5 separate regions of the Homo sapiens genome follow, and regions 2, 3, 4 and 5 are each linked to region 1. Evidence: chromatin contacts called from ENCODE Hi-C or POLR2A ChIA-PET data. All regions are on one chromosome and are shown on one strand. The core of a region is the stretch at or near the end of the contact, and the rest is flanking DNA. Distances in the headings are between cores, read along the strand shown. Region 1 holds the start of REPIN1 (replication initiator 1). Region 2 holds the start of ZNF398 (zinc finger protein 398). Region 3 overlaps RHEB (Ras homolog, mTORC1 binding). Region 4 holds the start of PDIA4 (protein disulfide isomerase family A member 4). Region 5 holds the start of ZNF425 (zinc finger protein 425).

Region 1 (4,026 bases), core at 465-2,964:
CTCTACAGAAGAAAAACATTAAAATAAAATAATTAGCTGGATGTGGTGATGTGATCCTGTAGTCCCAGCTACTCAGAGGCCGAGGTGGGAGGATTGCTTGAGCTCAGGAAGTCCTGGCTTCAGTGAGCCATGATAGTGCTACTGCACTCCAGCTCTGGTGACAGAGTGAAACCCTGTCTCAAAAAAAAAAAAAAAAAAAGTTAACAAGTACGAGGAAACACGTCTGCAACAAACATGACAAGTCTTTAATACCTGTACTTTATGAGTGCCCCCCAAACAATAAACCAACTCCCCAACTTTTAAAATGGGCAAATAGAAAAGTGGGCAAATGGACATAAACAAATTCACAAGAGAAAATAAAACTGGCAAAAAATAACCATGTGAAAAAACAATCCAGCTAACTAGTACTCTAAGAAATGCAAGTACAAAAGATGAGAAATAACCATTTCAAACTAAATTTTTTTTTTAAAAAAGTCTGTGTTGTCAAGTATATGGAAAATGGGCATTTCTCAGGGAAAACTAATACGTTTTCCTGGAAGATAATTTAGAAAACATTTAAAAAATATATTCCTTTTATACAGCCATAAATAATCATGTTTAAAAGAATATCTAATAAAATGGAAGAAAATTCACAAGATCGTGTTAAGTGAAGAAGGCAGAATACATCTTCGCAAGGCATTATTCCAATTATGCCAGACATGCCATGGATATACGTAGAGAAAACACCGGAGGCAACATACCAAAATATTAAATGTAATTGACTCTACGAGGTAAAACTGAGTTTTATGTTCCCCTATTTCCTATTTATGCAATAGATTTAAAAAGTATTTTTACGACTAATTATACAATTCAAAAATTGCCTGTGTTGAAAAGCATGAAAGTACATGAAATTGTACTACCCTGGAAACCCCAGGAAGTGTTTAGTTTGGAAAGCCAGGGCCACCTGCTAGTGGGTGAGTCATGGGCACAGGCTCGCACCTGCCACCGCAGACGCCACACAGGCTGCTGAGCCTTTCCAAGCGAAATGCCCCACGTGCGCCAACGGCCACCTCGGCCGTCGCCCCACGCTTGGCCCGCAGCCAGAGGAAGCCCAGCAACTTCTGCTCTTTCTTAATTTCTAGAAAAGAGTGAAGAGAGGCCTTTTCAAAGTTCGCAGGATCGGGCCTTTTTGTGCTCCACTTTGGAACAAATCGGAAGCTAGGGCCTTCCAGGTGCGCCACCGCCGTCCCGGGACCGCCGCGGCCGCAAGCGTCCGCACTGCGGCCGGGGTGCGCGGCCTGAGAAAGGCCCGGGCAACGACGCTCCGGGGGCTTGCCGGAGCCCTCTTTGAAGTCTCCCGACGGGCTCCCAGCCTCTCATAAGGCAGCTAAGGCCGAACACCCCGGTGACCATAGGCCAGCCACGCGGTCGCCCGGGGACGCGCGTGCTCCGCAGGGACAAAGGGTCGGGAAACTTGAGCTCCGGCCAGTCCCAGAGAAACCCGGGCTGGTGGTCGCCATGGCAACGGAGTCCGACCCTCCGAGGCCTGCCGCCCTGGCGCGGCAGTGGCTTGAGTGACCCGGCCCGCTCTTGGCGGGGGCGCCCGCGCCCCGGCCCCGGCAGTCCCTCCCCGCCCCCAGGCCGCGGCCGCGGGAGCCGGCGACTGACCCTCGGCAGCTCCTGTAGTCACGTGGCGCTGGGAACCCGGCGGGGGGAGGTTGGGGACGGGCCTGGCAGTTGTGAACTCGAACCTGCCGCTGTCGCCGCGGCGGGGCGGGGAGCGAGAGTGGGCCGCGGAGGCCGGCCTTCGGGCTCCATGGACGGGCGCCGCGTCCCTGCACAGCCCGCCGCAGAGGTACGGCCGGGGCAGGGGCGCGGGGCCACCGCGGGCCCGCGGGGGGCCGCTCCACCTGCGGGGCGCGTGACCGTGAGTGTGCGCGACCGTGTGTGAGTGCGCGGGGGGGGACGCTGCTGGATCTGCGGGGGTGGGGGAGCGCACCTGCGCACAGGCTCCGCGAGCTGCGCCGTGCGTGGGACCCGAAATGGCTCACTCGCAAGAACGGGACCCGTGTGCCCGGGAGCGTGGACGGAGGACACGCATCAGTACAAAAGGGCGGTGTGGGGCTTCTGCCACCCGCGGCCAGCCGCGATGCGGAAGGGGATTCTGACGGAGTCGTGGTCACACCAGCTGGCCCTGCGCAGCCCCATGGGAAATAGGCCTGGAATTCCTGTCGGGAGGAGGCTGGGGGAAGGGGAGCCAGCAGGGATTCCAGAGTTCCTGCCATAGGCCGGCCTTTGGCCATCAGGGAAAGCCCAGACTCTGGCCACAGAATGGAGAATTCGTTCCGTGACCTTACCAGGGAAGAAAGTGACCCCGAAAGACAGCAGTGTGCTTCCTTGTTGAAGGGGCACATTCATTTATTAATCCAATGTCCATTAAGGTCACTCTGCCAGGCAGGATGTGGGGCTTATGGCTGGTGCGTGTGGCTTTGTGGGGGGAGGGGTTGTGGCTGGTGAGGACACAAAGCTGACTGCCCTAGAGGAGCTCAGAGCCTCACTTCTGTTTTCTCTTCCCTCCCCACAGGTAAGGCTGGCCTCTCTGCAGTCAGAGGTCTGAGCTCTGCCATGGGGATAGGGGTGTCTTTATTACTGCAGTTTTCTCTAACACCTGGGGGCTACCGGAGTGTGGGCCGAAGCAGGCGCTGCAGCCGCGGAAGTATCCCCAGGAACATCCCCAAGAGGAGCTGGAAAAAGCCTCATCCCCAGCTCTGCAGTCTCCAGGGTAGAGTCTGGCCTTTGCTGTGCTCCCAAACCACGCCACAACAGGGGTGCACGGGCGTCCCCATCCCGGCGGAAGGAAATGGCCCTTTCTCATATCCTGGGGTCTTCCCTGTGCACAGTCTGACACTGGGAATGAGTGACCTTTGTGTTCCCTGAGAAGAGAGAGTGCGCTCTAGGGAATTTAGAAGGATGTGTCTGGAGCTTGTGAGCAGGCACAGAAGGGCCCTTAGGAGCCTAACTGCTTCCTTCCTCCTTCCGCGGAGGAGGCTCCTGTGCAGGAATCTGGGCTCCCCTGAGCTGTGGAAGAGCTGAACATGGGGCAGCCCCTGGCGAGGTTGGGGCAGGACCGGGCAGGGGACTGAGATTGCAGTCTCATCTTCCCTCCCCTTCTATTGCCCCAGTAATCTCCAGCACCCCGAGGGAGGCAGAGCCGGTGATCAGGCCCCGAGGGCAGCAGGCTGTGGGTGTTCCTTGGATTCAGGGAGAGCCTTCCTTCCTGCAATGTCCTAATTTGTGTGGGTGGAAGAGGGCAGGCGGGCAGAATGGGGGCACAGTCTGGGCAGGCGGTGGTCTGGCGTTAGACTGCCGGGAGTAGCACCCAGGGCTCTGCTCCTGTTCCCCGAGAAGGGCTGTTCTCACTTGTCCTCCAGCCTCCTACGGAGACTGCAGTTAGTGATGCTGAAAGTGCCTCCCCTGTGGGGCTAGGAATGAAAAGCTATAGACACCTTTTTCTCTGAGATCTTTGCAAACCCAGGCGCTTTAGAGGAAAGAACACTGGCCTGGGAGTTTAAAGACCTGTTCCCTAGTCTTGATTCTGCTGTTGGCTTACTGTGTCACCTTGGGCAGGTCTCGTCATCTTTGATGTCTCACAGTTGCTTCATCTGTTAAACAGGGAGCTCAGTGTCTGTTTGTCCAGCTTCTCAGAGTTGCTGTGCAGCTCGGATGTGGCATAGGAAACAGCAGACACAGGGAGAGGGCAGCATAAGGCACTGTAGGGAGCAGTGGCCACATTTTCTGGTGAGTCCTGTGGCAGGAATGTTTGTGCATTCAGCACTGGAGCATTTACTCCCTGTCTGACACTGGGGTAGCTGCCATGAGGGGGATTCTAGTATCAGAGTCCCTCCCTTCTGGAAGTTTCCAGGGCAACAAAGACATAAGACAAACATCCTTGAAATGTTATCTAAAAACCCAAGATTGAAATAATACATACCACACAAGGAAACAGGAGAGTAGTCTAGCTCCATGTCCGGGGCTCTAGGGGTTCAT
Region 2 (3,999 bases), core at 641-3,140, 1.2 Mb before region 1:
TTCAGACCACGAGTTCCGGTGAAACAGTTGAGTTCAACCAGTTTGAAGACCCCCCACAGAGGAATGGGATGAGCATGAGAATGTAGTTTCTTCATCTCCTTGTACCACGATTTCACCAGCACTCTCCCACCAATCAGTCAACTCCATTACCCTTACAAACTCTAACCCCAAATTCCCAAATTCCTAGCAGAGATGGATGTGAGGCTTCTTCCTGTCTCCTCCTTAGGTGGCCCTATGATTAGACCTCTTTCTCTGCTGCAACCTGGTGTCTCTGCATATAGACTTGCTATGTGCATTGGGCAAGGAACCTACTGCTGTTACACACACTCTGTTGACTTAAAACACAACCTCACCAGAAAACACTTTGTTCTCGCAGGTCCTTTTTTTTTTTTTTTTTTTTTAAGATGGAGTCTAGCTCTGTCGCCCAGGGTGGAGTGCAGTGCTGCCATCTCTGCTCACTGCAACCTCCGCCTCCTGGGTTCCAGCGATTCTCTTGCCTCAGCCTCCGGAGCAGCTGGAATATCAGGTGCACGACACCACGCCCGGCTAATTTTTGTATTTTTTAGTAGAGACGGGGTTTCACCATGTTGGCCAGGCTGGTCTGGAACTCAGGTGATCTGCCCGCCTCGGCCTCCCAAAGTGCTGGAATTACAGGCGTGAGCCACTGCGCTCGGCCTGTTCTCGCAGGTCCTTTTGCTCAGACGCAGCAAACCGTAACCCCAAGCTCGATCTCTGCTGCTCTCAGGAATTCCACTTCCTCCAGCTTGGGCAACATAGCGAGACCCTGTCTCTACAGAAAAATAAATAAGTAAATAAATAAATACAAATAAATAAAACATTAGCCGGGCTTGGTAGCTGCGCCTGTAGTCCAAGATGCTCGGGCAGGCTGAGGGGAAGGATCGTTTGAGCCCAGCAGTTTAAGGCTGCAGTGAGCCTTGTTTGTGCCACTTGCACTCCAGCCTGGACGACAGAGGGAGACTGTCTCTAAATAAATCAATAAATAAGGCCGGGCGCAATGGCTCACGCTTGTAATCCTAGCACTTTGGGAGGCCAAGGCGGGTGGATCATTTGAGGTCAGGAGTTTCAGACCAGCCTGGCCAACATGGTGAAACCCCGTCTCCACTTAAAAAAAAAAAAATTAGCTGGGCATGGTGGTACATGCCTGTAATCCCAGCTACTTGGGAGGCAAAGGCAGGAGAATCGGTTGAACCCGGAAGGCGGTTGCAGTGAGCCGAGATCCCGCCACTGCACTCCAGCCTGGGCGACGGAGTGAGACTCCGTCTCTAAATAAATAAATAAACAAAAATTAAGAATCCTATTTCCAGACCAGGCCCCGGAGAGTCAATAATCCGAGATGTGAAGGAGACCTTAAAATATTATTGATCCCAACACAGGCCGCGTGGGACCTGAACCGCCTCACCTTGGCAACCACATTTGTAATTTCCGCAAATGATCTATATCTTCTTCATTCCAAAATTGTGCCTCTCCGTCACTCATTCCACCCATAGGCTCCCTTCAGCCGTGTCCCCCTTACTCTCACCCTGCACATTTCCGCTGTTCTAAATACGGCTGCCCTTCAGCAGAAGCTGTTGCCTGCAGACGGCGCCTGCGTATCGAGCCTCCGTGAAGAAAATCACTCCCCAGAATGAGCCCGGCTTTGCGGCTGGGTCCTAAACTGCGGTGAGCTGAACCTTCTCGTGGGAATGTGAGAAAGCGGAACACACGTGGGCCCCAAATAACAACCCTCCCCACACCGAAGCCCAAGAGCTGGGGGGGAGGGGCGGAGGCGACGCGGGGGGCGCTGGCCGCAGGGGCCGGCAGGGGGCGCGCTGGCCGCGGTGGCTGGGCAGCGCGAGCCTGCGGCGCGTCTAGGCCCGCGCGGTTCCCGGTGCACTCGCTGCCCACAAAGCGCCAGCTGAGGGGCCGCTGCGGGTGGAGTGCGGCGGAGTCGGCCTCGCGACCCCAGCTTGATCCGCCGCCTGCTGCACCGCGCCTCCGCCGCGTTCCTGCGCGTCCCGAGCCCCGACGGCCGCGTGAGTCCCGTCCGTGCGGGGAAGGCAGGGCCGGGTCGGCGCCGCCTGTGGAGAGGACCCGGCGGCCGGGCCTGCTTGGAGCCGGGCGCGGTGGCAGCGGCGGCAGCGGCGGCGACTTCCGAGGCCCGGGCTAGACAGCGCAGGGCCATGGCTGAGGCGGCCCCGGCCCCGGTAAGGGCGGCCGCGCGCGAGTGTTGTGAGCCCCCGAGACCCAGACCCCGAGGGAGGAAGGCGGGCGGGCAGGGAGCTGCCAGGCATAGGCGCCGTTCTCGGGTCCCGCCGGCCACGTCGCCTGTCGCCCGTGCTTGGCGGCTGCAGCCTCGCGTGAGGGGACTTAGCGGGTGGGTGTGAAACCGCCCACCCGGGGACACCAGGCTGGGCCGCAGGTCTGAGGGGCACTCGCAGGCAGCTATGAGACCCGGGGCCCTGCAGTTGGGTTGAAGTCGAGGGGGTGCCTGCTGCGTGTCAGCCCCACGCCTGCCCGCCAGACGCGCAGCGGGGTTGGGCTGGGGAGCCGTCAGCCATTCTCGCGGCCGCGGGAGCGTTCGTCACCAGCAATCTGAGCGGTGGCGCGGGCGGCATTTAAGTGTGCGGAGGCGCATTCCCGCCGCGCTGCGTGACGCCTGGGCTCCCGGCACCGGACTCGGGACACGCGGGAGGCCCTCCCGAAATAGCTGCCGAATGAATGGTGCGGACCCGGAGGCTGGAGTGGCCTCGCGTGCGTGGCGGTTCATTCGCGGGTGTTTGCCAAGGCCTGCGGGGGCCGGCAGCGGCCAGTTGCCAGGGCGACCGAGGCGACCGGGCCGCGCCTGCACGCAGCCCCGTAGAATGAGAAGGGGACGGTCAGGCCGCGGGGAAAGCACTGATCGCATTTGCCACCCAAGAGGTCTTTGGTCACCTCTAGGAGAGCAATTGTACTGGGTCAGGAGCCACCCTGGCACATGAGGGGTGACTGGGAAAAGGAGGAAGAGCAGCGATGGGTAGGGGGTAGAGCAGAGGGAAGTGCCACCTCCACTCTTGGACCTGTTTTTCTTTTTTCCAACCTTTTTTTTTGTGTATAGGTGGGATGGTAGCGATGATCCTGTGTTGTGCCAGTCCTGGCTAATAGAAATATAAGGGAAGCCGCATACAAAACTCTAAATCAAGCTTGTCCAACCCGCGGCCCCCAGGCCGCATGCGGACTAGGACTGCTTTAAATGCGGCCCAACACAAATTCGTAAACTTTCCTAGAACATCATGAGATTTATGCACGGACCTTTTTCTTTGTCTTTTTTTTTTTTTTTTTTTTTTTTTTTTAGCTCATCAGCTATCATGATCAGTATTTTATGTGTGACCCAAGACAGTTCTTCCAGTGTGGCCCAGGGAAGCCAAAAGATTGGACACCCCTGCTTAAATTCTCTAGGCGTCACGTTTAAAAAGTAAAAAGCCAGGCGCTGTGTTGTGCACGCCTGTAGTCCCAGCTAGGCCGGGGGCTGAGGCGGAAGAATCACTTGAGTCCAGGAGTTCGAGGCAGTCCACACCGCGTCTCTAAAATAAAAAAAATTTTTGAGAAGTTAAAAAATAAATAGATGAAATTAATTTTAATTATATATCTAACTCAATATATGCAAAATATTATTTCAACATGTCATCAATTTATTTATTTATTTATTTTTTGAGGTGGAGTCTCACTCTGTCCCTCAGGCTGGAGTGCAGTGGCGCCATCTGGGCTCACTGCAACTTCTGCCTTGCCGGTTCAAGCGATTCTCCTGCCTCAGCCTCCCGAGTAGCTGGGACTACAGGCGCGTGCCACTACGCCCGGGTCCTTTTGTATTTTTAGTAGAGAGGGGGGTTTCACCGTGTTTGCCGGGATGGTCTCAATCTCCTGACCTCGTGATCCGCCCGCTGGGATCCAAAGTGCTGGGATTACAGGCGTGAGCCACCGCGCCCGGCCTCATGTAATCGATTTAAAACATTAATGGCCGGG
Region 3 (3,843 bases), core at 1,083-3,582, 1.1 Mb after region 1:
TGCATTCCAAGATTCTGCCAAAGCTTTCCCTTCTTCATAACTGATCACCCTAAAGAAAAAATAAAATTCTAGTTAAAGTACTTTGCTCTTCATTATATAAAACATGTATAATTGATTTATGAAACAGGCTCCATTTTGGTCAATTTCTTTCTCATGAAGCAGAACCATGCCCTGGCCTAACATTAGCATCAAGAATGTAACACAGGAGTGTTTTAATTACGCCTGAGCTGGGGAACAGAATAGACATTGCTTTATGGGATTATCCATGCTCCAGCAAACCTTCCAGCTCAGAGAACATGATCTTATTTTCCAGTACTCCCGTATCTGTAACAATTGACTATTTTACAGCTAGGTTGTAAGCACCCAAGGCCAGGGGAAATTGTGAAAGAGCCTGAAAGCTCAATTCTCTTGCATGCAGGCTGTAGAGTCTCTTCCTCTCTGACATGAAGCTGCCTGGGCAGGGGACATCTGCCTCCTTTGCTCCTCACTGTAATCCCAAACCCTGGTACTCAAAAACCACTTGCTGCATAAATGAGCACTATGTCTTTTTAGAATTTGCTTTATGCAAAGTGGCAGATAACCTAAAGGTAGTTTCCTATAAAGTTTGCTCTCTCTTTTCTAGAGGAATGTGAGATTTCTATTCCACTTTTGCTTCTGCTGCACACGACCATAACACCTCTGAACGGATAAAAATGCTACAGCTAAAAATATTCTTGACATCAGAACAATAATTAAAATGATACTTCAGTGACTAAATCATCTTAGATTTGACTTTATAAAAGCTACATACCTTTCCATATGCAGGTCTTTCTTATTCCCAACCAACATAATAGGTATTCTATTTGTAAGAAAAAAAAGACAAACCAGTAAGTGCCAGATTGTATTGCTCAGAAGATACTATTAAAAGAAGTTTCTCTAACAAGCAGATAAAATGGTACTACTTACTGTACTTTCCCCACCATATCCAACAATTTGCCATGGATAACTTTAATCACTTCAAAACTATAAAACAAAAAGTATAAATTAGACATCCATTTTAATGTTGAAGTTTTTAAATGTATGTTATGTTGCCAGCTGGAAAAATGTAAAATGTCACAGACTCACCATTTTAACATAACATAAAATGAACACAAAGAACTCCTGTTTTTTCCTAGCAATCCATTCACATGTGCATACATCTGACACTCAGCAACCCTGACTGAGGATATTCAAAGTGAAACAGGTAAGGCATTCAAACGGAAAGCCTACCACTGGGCTGAGAAACCACATAAATGCAAATTTTAATCACCCAACTCATTCAGCAAAGAACCAACTGTTTACATTACAACTTGAACAGCTTTTCCTAGAGTGCCCTAGTACATTCAGCCTGCTCCTGTGTTCTTTCCTAGGTACATACATTCTCTGGGTGATGCCAGTATCTCTTGGCTTTCAATCAGATCAATGAGCCGATGACTCTAGGATGGAGGTGGCTCTCACCGGGAAGGGGATCTGAGATGTCATAATGATCACTTGAAATCTGCCACAGCAGGATTATTTATACCACTGACTGCTGGCAAATGGCCACAAATCATTTTCCACCCTCCCCCAAAAAACCCATGCAAACATCTGCCAGCACATCACTGGCTCTACTTTCAAATCCTACCTAGAATCTGACGGCTTCTCACTCCCCTCCACTGCTGCCGCTGAGGTGTGAATTCCTGGCCCAAGTCTGCCTGCATCAGTTCCACAGCCCCAACCCTTCCCCGCCACCCCTGCTCAGCACAGCAACCAGAGGACTCTGCTGCAGCAGATGGACGGTGCCTGGTTCAACATCCTCTGATGGGTGGCCATCTTTACTCGGCCCCAGTGACTCTCAAGCCGCAAACTTCTGACCTCGTGATCCGCCTGCCTCGGCCTCCCAAAGTGCTGGGATTACAGGCGTGAGCCACCACACCCAGCCTCAAATGTCACTTCTTACACCTCTTCTGTTTACCCTAAATGACAAATTTCCTTTCCATTTCTTACCCCTTCCGTACTTTATTTTTCTTGGCAGCATGGTCACAGACATCCTATCTCGCATGTGTGTCGTTTTACTGTTTGTCTCCCACACCAGAAATAATAGGTCCGCAAGGGCAGGGATTTGTCTGCTTTGTTCATGATTGCATCACAAGCTTCAGAATAAGTTAGCTTGTTGAATGAATTACACACTGTGCTATTTTAAACGATGTGTGCTGTCATTTGATAAAAACAAAAATGAAATTTAACCCCCCTACAAGCTCGCTGTGGGTCAACAAATGGGATATGGGTGTCCTAAGGACCTGCGGTTGCATTACAGAACCACGGTTTCCTCCGCATGCTGTATTTGCCTATCTTTAAAAGTGTCGCCACTTGGGCAAAAATACAGTACCCTGTCACGTGAGAAACAGCTGAAAGAACTAGGACTGTGTGGCAGGCAGCTTGGAGCCGGCTCCCAGATCTCCTGCTCTCCTAGTGGCCACACTGTGTGTCATCTCCCTGCATGGACCTAGTGACGTGCGTCTAATGAACAGAATATGGCAAAGGTGATGGAATGTCCCTTTTGCGGTTAGGTTATAAAAGACAGTGGCTTGTCATGCAGGAAATTCCCTGGCTCTCTTGTGCACCTGCCCCAATGAAGTGAAGCACCTGGCAAGGAGCAGAGGGCAGCCTCAGGCCAGCGGCCAGCAAGGAACTAAGAAGCTCAGTCCAACAACTTGCAAGAAACTCAACCCTGTCAAGAGCCACGTGAACACGCTGGGAAACATCTTCCCCCAGGCAAGCCTTCAGATGGGACTGCAGCCCCTGCTGATACCCACACTGTGGCTCTGAGAGACTGAAGCAGAGGACACAGCTAGGCCACACCCAGATTCCTGACCCACAAAAACTGTGAGATCATAAATGTGTACTGTTCTAAGTGGCTAAATTTCTTGAGATCACTGATTTTCTGAATCAAACTGGTTGATTCGGAAAGTTTTACTGACGTATTTCTTGGATATTCATAAATATTTGTGTATTCAGCATACAGATTTCTAAAAAACAAAACACCACTCTTCTCATACTCCCTCATGTCTCAAATTTGAGAATGCTGATTAAACTACGAGCTACTAGAAAAAAAAGGCATTATTTAAAACAGCCCCATTTGTTCCCAAACCCACTTATGCCAGTTAAATTCATCATAGTCATAATTTATGTTGCAAACTTTTGAAGTATGTGTAGACAGAGTTTTGTTTGTCTGAAAACTAGAAGTTGAATACTGTGAGTTGATCTACTAAAAACGGTGCTCCTTAATAAGGTGTGCCAAACCAACTGAAAAAGACTGGTGGGGAAAATCACAGCAATCTAAATAGTTGAGGTGTAGACTGTTTCCCAAGCATCTCACTCGGAAGAAACCGAACCAGAAGTCATAATGGACAAATCGTGGATGTAGTCATACTGAACAGCAGTGGGTGAACTCATATTCAAAGATGACAATTTGAAAATTTCACAAGATGAGTGACTGAATGTATATTTATGCTTTAAAACAAAACACTGGAGATTGACATCACCTTTCCGATTTTTTTTCCCTTTAACCAGTGTTGTTTTTTTGTTTTTTTTTTGAGACACAGCCTTGCTTTGTCGCTCAGGCTGAAGTGCAATGGCATGATTTCAGCTCATGATACAGTCTCCGCCTCCCAGGTTCAAGAGATTCTCCTGCCTCAGCCTCCCGAGCAGCTGGGATTACAGGCACCCGCCACCACACCCGGGTAATTTTTGTATTTTTAGTAGAGATGAGGTTTCACCATGTTGGCCAGGCTGGTCTCGAACTCCTGACCTCAAATGATCTGCCCACTTCGGCCTCCCAAAGTA
Region 4 (3,508 bases), core at 835-3,334, 1.3 Mb before region 1:
CAGGCGGATCACGGGGTCAGGAGATCGAGACCATCCCGGTTAACACGGTGAAACCCCGTCTCTACTGAAAAATACAAAAAATTAGCTGGGTGTGGTGGCACGTGCCTGTGGTCCCAGCTACTAGGGAGGTGGAGAAAGGAGAATCACTTGAACTCGGGAAGCAGAGGTTGTGGTGAGCTGAGATCGCGTCACTGCACTCCAGCCTGGGCGACAGAGCCAGAAAAAAAAAACAGCCAGGCGTGTTGGCAAGCACCTACAGTCCCAGCTCCTCGGGAGGCTGAGGCAGGAGGATCCCATGAGCCCAGGAGTTTGAGGCTTAAGTAAGCCATGATCAGGACAGTGCACTCAAGCCTGGGCAACAATGCGTAACCTTATCTAGGAAAAAAAAAAAAAAAAACGGAGCTAGAAGTCCCAGGAGGCCTGCCCTTGGCCATGATGACCCCTGGGATTCCTAGGCTCACCCTAGGAGCAACTGCTTCCCAGGGACTCTTCTGTGTTAAAGACCTCTGACCGGAAGGATAAACTTGCTGGTCCTAACAGCTCCTAAAGCCACTCTCCCAGGCCTCTCAAGAATCCCCCCAAAAACAGAATCACTGGATCAAAACCAAGACAGTGCTATATGCTTTTCCGCTATGTTCCAAAAAGCATCTTCCACCCACACTGGTCCTCAACTTTCACTGTGCCTCCCGAAGTTAATTCTATGTCTCAAGGGAAAACTGACTTAAAACGCAGATTCCGGGGCCCACCCCTGCATTCTGCTTCAGTGTATTTTGGGTATCTGTATTTAAATAAACACTATTTAAACAAACATGATTTGGGTAAAGGTCTCAAGACACAATTTGTAAGCAGTCCCGCTATCGGATTCCTTTCGGCAGGTGTTTTTCTCGCCGAGTGTGGGTTTTTACTTCCTTTTCTATTTGGGCAAAGACTCTTTTTGAATCAGTGACCCACGCAGAAGTTACTCAATCTGTTTGAAAGAGTATAAAGTTCACGATTTCCCTACACACTAACATTATCAAAGAGTGTATATTTATATTAGAACAAACTCAGAAGGTTAAAAAGCTAGTGATTAAAAGTAAGGGCAGAGAGGAAGAAGGTAAAGACCAGTACCTGGATGCCTTATTCTCTAGGAATAACAACTTTTCCTTAATTAGCACTTCCTAATCTTCAGAGTTCTTATGTCTGCAGCTAGCTCACTTCGAAGAAAAATGCAGGGACCATGAAGTAGTTGTTACTATTCCTACTGGAGTACGCGCTTCATGGGCAGGGACCACACTCACAATCTTTTCCTCCCAGAACCCAGTACAGGGACTGGCACACAGTAAATGCTAAATGCAGAAGGAATGGTATCTCTAGTTTCTCAAAGGTGCAAACCAAGCCATCCCTTTCTCCAGAATCTATGGATTAATCATTTCCAAATCTACAGACCACATTTTGAAAAGGAATGCTTGCTGTTCCAAAGAACTCGCACTTGTTTCTTCACGCCCTCGCCCCTTCTCTCCAGTGGCTCTCCCTCTCCCTTCCCACTGCCTGGGCGCGTTCGCCTGGAGTTAGCCTGGACCTGACGAAAATCTGTAAATTAAGGCGAAGGACCCAGCTGCAAAAAAGGCGCTCTGCAGCCCTCTCCCAGCCTCGGGTGACAGGGGTCTTCCAGGGCGTCGGAGCCCAAGAGACCCCGGCCACCTTCCTCTCCCGGGAACCCCAAATCGATCCTGCCACTGCCACAGCCACCGCCCCCGCCCCTTCAACTCCGCCAAGTTTACCCCGGGCTCGGCGCCCATCACTAGTTCTGGAGCTGACCGCGCGGAAGCCCGCCCGCCGGGGTCGCAGGGCCCAGGCCCCCGCACAGCTCTGCAGCCCCCGCAAGCACAGCCCGACCCGCGGCGCGCTTGCCGCTCACCCTCGTCCGGGCCCTCGGCACCCGCCACGGCCAGCAGCTGCACCAGCCCCAAGAGCAGCAGGAGCAGGAAGGCTTTCCGGGGCCTCATGGTAGCGGGGGCGGAGCGCGGCCTCCTAGCGTCGGCGGCCGCTGAGCGCACCGAGAACTCGGGGTCTGGCCGACAGCCCGTCGCTCCTTAGCGACGCGGGGGAGCCGGAAAAACCCACGGAAGTCGTCCCCGGCGATTGGCAGGGGGCGGAGGAAGTCGCGGGCCGGCCAATCCCAGACTGACGCCGGCACGGACCGCGCGCGCCTCGGCCGCGACGAGTCGGCTCCGCCGCCCTAGGCCCTCCCTACTCCTGCGCGCGGCCCTCGGCTGCGCGTTTAAAACTCCGAGCCCTAACGTGAGGTGCCCCCTTCTGATTGGCTGCGCCACAACCACCAATCAGCGGCTGCCACTCGGTTTGCCGGGAGCGCACAGGCCAAGAGGGAGAGCGGGGGAGAACAAAGGCGGCGGGCCGGGCACGGGGAGTGCGGGACCTGGCTACGCCTCGGGGCGCTATTGGCAATCGGTGCCGGGGGCGGGGCAGGAGAGGCGGAGCCTGGGAAATGTGGAGCGGGGCGGGGCTCGGCTCAGCATCCTGCGGCCGAACTTGGCAGTAAGAACACGTGTCGGTACCGGAGCGGTGGGGAGCAGTGGCGAGCAGGGCGGTCCTCGCAACCCGCCGGGGCTCTGGGAAGCTGGAGACCAACGCGGGCGGAGGAGCACGAGCCTGTTTGTTGCTAGAAAGGGGCTCCAAGTCCGCTGCATGTTCGTGGCCTTCTTAATTTCTTTTTCTGCTCGAGCAAATAAAAGTTTCATTTCTCTCCGGAGTATTGAGCTAGAGAGCGGGGAAGAGCATGCAGTAAAGTGAATCCAGACTAGAATCTGGGGAAGCCTCTCTCCAAGGTTGCATCTCGGAGAAACAAGCCATCAGATTCTTGTCTAAACTTTGCCTCGTCTTATTTAGTTTTCTAGTGATTTTCTGCAAAAGGAAATACCAGATAGGCAATCTAGTGGTTTACATAGATCTGAATAAAAGCTTGAGGTTTTCCCTCTTGACCACTTTGGAGAAGAAAACTAGGTTAAGATGACGATTTTTGTATGTCAGAAAAGAAGCCTGTAATGTGCATTAAGTTTGAGACTTTTTTTTAACACCTGGGAGTTTGAGAAGGCAAATAGGGAAAAGAAAAAAAATAGAAACTCAAGTTCAGGAATATTTTCTCGTGTGTGCAGATTATTACGTGAGGAAGAAAAAAGGGATAACTCACAGACCTTAGCAATTAAAAATACTTAATTTTTTTGTTGAATGCCTATTAATCTGATGGTTCCTGGTCAATTTTGTAGGGCAGAACATTATGCAACTGTACACACTGATTTATTAGAGTGCTATGAATGTGGGCCACCAGACAGTTCGGTATCATGTTATTTTATTTTTTGAGACAAGAGTCTTGCTCTGTCACCCAAGCTGGAATGCAGTGGCGCCATCTCCTCTCACTGCAACCTCCGCCTCCTGGGTTCAAGTGATTCTACTGTCTCAGCCTCCCGGGTAGGTGGGACCACAGGCGCCCGCCACCACTCCCTGCTAA
Region 5 (3,810 bases), core at 12-2,511, 1.2 Mb before region 1:
CAATCACTTAAAGAGGAGAGAAAAAAAGAAAGCCTGGCTGTAGAAACAAAGCTTGGAGAAATCAGAAAAGAATCTGTACCTGCCAAAGGAGGGTGGGGAAAAGGAGTGGGAAGCAAAAGGGAAGAATCAAATGCAAATAAGGAGCATTACATTCCTAAGATTATAAAATTTCATTGGGGGCACAAGAAAAACTTGCACACTTAAGCAAGTTATACTTAACTGAATGTAACAGGGTTTCTTGGATTAAGCCTCAGGATACGCCTTTCAAACTCTAAAACCGGTGCTCAAATTTTCAATACTACATTACAATACTACAGCATTTACGGTAAATTCGATTTACGCTAACCACCCAATTCATTTTAAGTTTTCTGTCCTTTCCTAGAGGGAGCGGTCTCCAATTTCTCTCAGTTCCAGCTTTCCTTCTCCTTTTTCTCATCTGCTTAACACTGATGTGCTTCTCTGAAACTACCTTCAGCAGGAGAGCACGGGCCCCAGAGAGACCCCGAGGTTCAGAGCCCCGACACTGAAGGCAGGGACAGCGTTGTTGATCTGAGCCTACAACAGGCCGAGAAACAGATCTTTCCCACCCGGATTCTTTCTCCCAAACCAACTTTTATTTATGTATTAAACAGACGGGGTCTGGCTGTTGCCCAGGCTGGAGGGCAGTGGCTATTCACAGGCGCGATCCCACTAACGATCAGCACTGGGGTTTTGCCCTGCTCGGTTTCCGAGCTGGGCCGGTTCCCCCTCCCTGGGGAACCTGGTGGTCCCCGCTCCCGAGAGGTCACCACACAGATGCAGAACTCAGAGGCACCGCGCGACGGACCTAGCGCATATACAGCGCAGAGCTCCCGGGCTCAAGCGCTGCTCCCGCCTCAGCCTTCCGAGTGGCCGGGGCCACAGACGCGCGCGGCCAAGCCCGGCCAGACCAGCTTTTCCCCAGGTCAATTCCAGAACAGCACACGCAGCAAGACTGCACCTTCTCCAGCCCAGCCCGGAGCTCAGTCCGTGGGCCACTGCCAACCCCCAGGCCCAGGCCCCGGCCGCCCCACTCCCTGGACGCGGACCCCAATCCAGCTGCGACAGGGACCCGAGTTTCGACAGAGCCTGCATCCTCCACCGGCCCTTCTTACCGAAGCCGGCTCGGCCATGGCGGTTCCGCACGAACCGGCCCTGCCTGGCACGGCCTCCCCTCCGCTCCGCCCCAACCCAACTCCCAGGTACAGCCCTGCTGGCCCCCAAAGGCAGAGCCGGCCGGGCGCGGTGCATGCTGGGACTCGGCGCTCGGAAGCGGAAGCCGCTCCGCCCCATAGCGCCCCCTGCGGGCGGGAGGAGCGGCGCCGCCAGAGGGAGTCGGTCCTCAGAGGAGGGGCCCGGGCACCCTCCGTGCGGGCCGCAGCACGCCGGTCTTTGAGGGACCCTTGGACTCCCGGATCTGCATGCGAGGGATGCGGTCGAAGACGAGATGAGGGAGCTGACGGGAGGGGAAACGGAGGGGCAGGTGAACATGGAGAGAGCAGGAACAGGGAGAGAGTAGGGACAGCGACTGGGAGACGCGCTCCACAGAAACCCGGACTGAGAGGCAGCGAGAGGGTGAGAGTCCGGTGCTGTTCCTTCCAAAGCTGCCCCCAAGTCAGGGATGAGCTCGAGGGTTTCGTTTGTGAGGGGGTCCCGGGAATCCAGCGAGGCCGGGTAGGTGGTGGGGGGCGCGCGGTGGCCCGGGGTGTCCGTCCCGCCGGGGGCGCGGAGGCCGTGTGGGCCCCGGGCATGTCCCGTCGGGGACGCGGAGGAGGGGTCCGCCCACCACGTCCGGTCCCCGTGGGTGCAGCGCCCTTCTGGGCTCCCCGAGCGTCCACACTCCCTCCTTGGCAGAGAAAGGCCTCGGGCAGAGACCCCATGCGGAAGCCACCCCGGCCTCGGGGCCGCCTGCGGGGACTCAGGGTCGCCCAGGGATGCGGGCCGGGCACCCCTAGCCCCCGGCGGGAGACTGTGACAGAGCGGGAGAAGACGGAGGAGGCCATGACACAGGGCGTGAGAAACACGAAGACGCAAAAACGGGAGAGGTGGGAAGACGCAGAAGGGGAAACCAGGGAGAGACAGAAAGGAGAGAGAGGGCAAGGAAGGGGGTGGCGACTGTCCCCAGAAAATCAACCTCGCATTCTGTCCTAGTCATGTTTTAGGTGTCAGGCTAAAGTAACAAATGAAAAGTGTGTAGTTAGAAAGGATGTCCATGAGAAAGTAGTCCCTGCATAGGCTGAGGAGCGTGTGCACATCTGTATTTGTCCCGGAATCGTGAAATGTAGATGCACCTTACTGATTAAAGGGTTAAAAAAAAAAAACCTTACATTAAAACTAACGTTTCGGATGGGCGCGGTGCCTCACGCCTGTAATCCCAGCACTTTGGGAGGCGGAGGCGGGCGGATCACGAGGTCAGGAGAGCGAGACCATCCTGGCTAACGGCGAAACCCCGTCTCTACTAAAAATACAAAAAAAAAAAAAAAAAAAATAGCCGAGCGTTGTGGCGGGCGCCTGTAGTCCCAGCTCCTAGGGAGGCTGAGTCGGGAGAGTGGCGTGAACCCGGGAGGCGGAGCTTGCAGTGAGCCGAGATCGCGCCACTGCACTCCAGCCTGGGCGACAGAGGGAGACTCCATCTCAAAAAAACCAAAAACAAACAAACAAAAAAACTAACGTTTCTTTGGGTGTAAAGTTCTATGAATTTTCACATATGTATGTATACGTGTAGTAACCACTGTAACCAGGATACGGAAGAGCCCTGTCCCACCCTGAAACTCCTTGTGCTGCCATTCTCTTCTGTGCTTCATTTGCTTTATGGTCACTCCCTCCGACACCTGGATCCTTGGCAAGGACTGATCTGCTCTTGAAACCTAGTTTTCTCTTTTTAGAAATGGTATATAAATGGAATCATACAGTATGATATAACCTTTTGTGACTGGCTCCTCAAAAGCGTAATGCTTTTGTGATTCATCCATGTTTACGAAGAGTCAAACTGTAAAATATTTAGAAGTTTATTCTGAGCCAAATATGAGTGAGGAAGGCCAAGGTACTGTCTGAAGAGGTCCTAAGAACATGTATCCAAGGTGGTTGGGTTACAGCTTGATTTTACACGTTTTGGGAAGACTTAAGACATCAGTCAATACATGTAAAGTGTACACTGGTTCTGTCAGGAAAGGCGGGACAACTCCAAGCGGTGCTTACAGGTCACAGGCGGATTCAGCGATTTTCTGATTGGCAATTGGCTATCTGAAGACCAGGTTCATAGAAAGGAGTGTCTGGGTTAAGATAAGGGGTTGTGGAGACCAAGATTCTTAGGATGTCTCATAGTGACTGTCTTTAGATGGCAAAAATTTCCTATTTAAACCTTTAAAAGGTGCTAGATTCTCTGGCCGGGCGCAGTAGCTCACGTCTGTAATCCCAGCACTTTGGGAGGCTGAGGCAGTAGGATTGCCTGAGCACAGGAGTTGAAGACCAGCCTGGGCAACATGGCGAAACCCCATCTCTACAGAAAATACAAGATTTTGTCAGCACAGTGGCAAAGACGTTAATCTCAGCTATTTGGGAGGCAGAGGTGGGAGGATTACTTGAGCCTGGGAGGCGAAGGTTGCAGTGAGCACAGATTGTGCTGACACTACAGCCTGGGTGAGAGAGGAAGACAGAGGGAGACTCTGTCTCAAAAAAATAAAATAAAATAAAATAAAATTATATATATATATATATTGTTTGTTTGTTGGGTTTTTTCCAGACGTAGTCTTGCTCTGTTGCCTAGGCTGGAGTAGAGTGGTGTGATCTTGG

What was found. A loop is a pair of places that touch in the nucleus more often than their neighbours do. ChIA-PET counts read pairs that join two places held with the same protein, here RNA polymerase II (POLR2A). Pooled maps may share reads with other maps.
Region 2: a loop to region 1 is called in a map with no recorded cell type, with 5 times the contacts of the local background. The contact joins the promoter of ZNF398 here to the promoter of REPIN1 in region 1. A Hi-C loop is called at or near these places in 4 of 37 single-sample maps with no recorded cell type and 6 of 50 pooled maps.
Region 3: a pooled map shows a loop between it and region 1 (8-fold over the local background). The contact joins the enhancer-like site here to the promoter of REPIN1 in region 1. A Hi-C loop is called at or near these places in 1 of 37 single-sample maps with no recorded cell type and 3 of 50 pooled maps. POLR2A ChIA-PET finds 5 or more read pairs at or near these places in 1 of 52 experiments (GM12878).
Region 4: a loop to region 1 is called in a pooled map, with 17 times the contacts of the local background. The contact joins the promoter of PDIA4 here to the promoter of REPIN1 in region 1. A Hi-C loop is called at or near these places in 2 of 37 single-sample maps with no recorded cell type and 11 of 50 pooled maps.
Region 5: a loop to region 1 is called in a pooled map, with 5 times the contacts of the local background. The contact joins the promoter of ZNF425 here to the promoter of REPIN1 in region 1. A Hi-C loop is called at or near these places in 1 of 37 single-sample maps with no recorded cell type and 6 of 50 pooled maps. POLR2A ChIA-PET finds 5 or more read pairs at or near these places in 1 of 52 experiments (OCI-LY7).

What each region holds. Positions count from the first base shown.
Region 1 is chr7:150,367,108-150,371,133 of GRCh38, forward strand. It overlaps REPIN1 (replication initiator 1), which reads left to right and starts at 1,715. Exons shown (of 3, transcript NM_001099695.2): 1 at 1,715-1,834; 2 at 2,564-2,761. The coding sequence starts at 2,605. It overlaps REPIN1-AS1 (REPIN1 antisense RNA 1), which reads right to left. Exons shown (of 4, transcript NR_183429.1): 2 at 3,971-4,026; 3 at 3,598-3,749. RefSeq lists enhancers at 1,189-1,248, 1,288-2,092, 2,093-2,898, 2,899-3,703 and silencers at 1,499-1,968, 2,479-2,628.
Region 2 is chr7:149,145,563-149,149,561 of GRCh38, forward strand. ZNF398 (zinc finger protein 398) reads left to right here and starts at 1,891. Exons shown (of 6, transcript NM_170686.3): 1 at 1,891-2,204. The coding sequence starts at 2,181. LOC107986856 (a long non-coding RNA gene) reads right to left here and starts at 1,799. Exons shown (of 2, transcript XR_007060581.1): 1 at 1,421-1,799; 2 at 1-790. RefSeq lists enhancers at 1-94, 95-668, 669-1,242, 1,336-1,385, 1,817-2,390 and silencers at 1,696-2,335, 2,000-2,171, 2,466-2,615, 2,756-2,805.
Region 3 is chr7:151,470,604-151,474,446 of GRCh38, forward strand. RHEB (Ras homolog, mTORC1 binding) reads right to left here. Exons shown (of 8, transcript NM_005614.4): 5 at 946-1,002; 6 at 791-838; 7 at 1-49. Among named protein-coding and RNA genes, the nearest start is that of CRYGN, 32 kb to the left of the region's middle. RefSeq lists a silencer at 1,193-1,242 and an enhancer at 2,463-2,722. Within about 2 kb of position 2,333, at least 5 of the 41 ENCODE cell types and tissues checked have a DNase peak (open chromatin) inside an H3K27ac peak, as active enhancers do; they include GM12878, where a contact is called at or near this core.
Region 4 is chr7:149,026,421-149,029,928 of GRCh38, forward strand. It overlaps PDIA4 (protein disulfide isomerase family A member 4), which reads right to left and starts at 2,085. Exons shown (of 10, transcript NM_004911.5): 1 at 1,901-2,085. The coding sequence starts at 1,988. RefSeq lists enhancers at 1,205-1,799, 1,800-2,393 and silencers at 1,718-1,767, 1,858-1,927, 1,998-2,577.
Region 5 is chr7:149,125,063-149,128,872 of GRCh38, forward strand. It overlaps ZNF425 (zinc finger protein 425), which reads right to left and starts at 1,262. Exons shown (of 4, transcript NM_001001661.3): 1 at 1,134-1,262. The coding sequence starts at 1,151. It also overlaps the pseudogene RN7SL521P and a transcript of ZNF398 not described here. RefSeq lists enhancers at 1-177, 425-976, 977-1,528, 2,192-2,241 and silencers at 687-860, 1,592-2,031.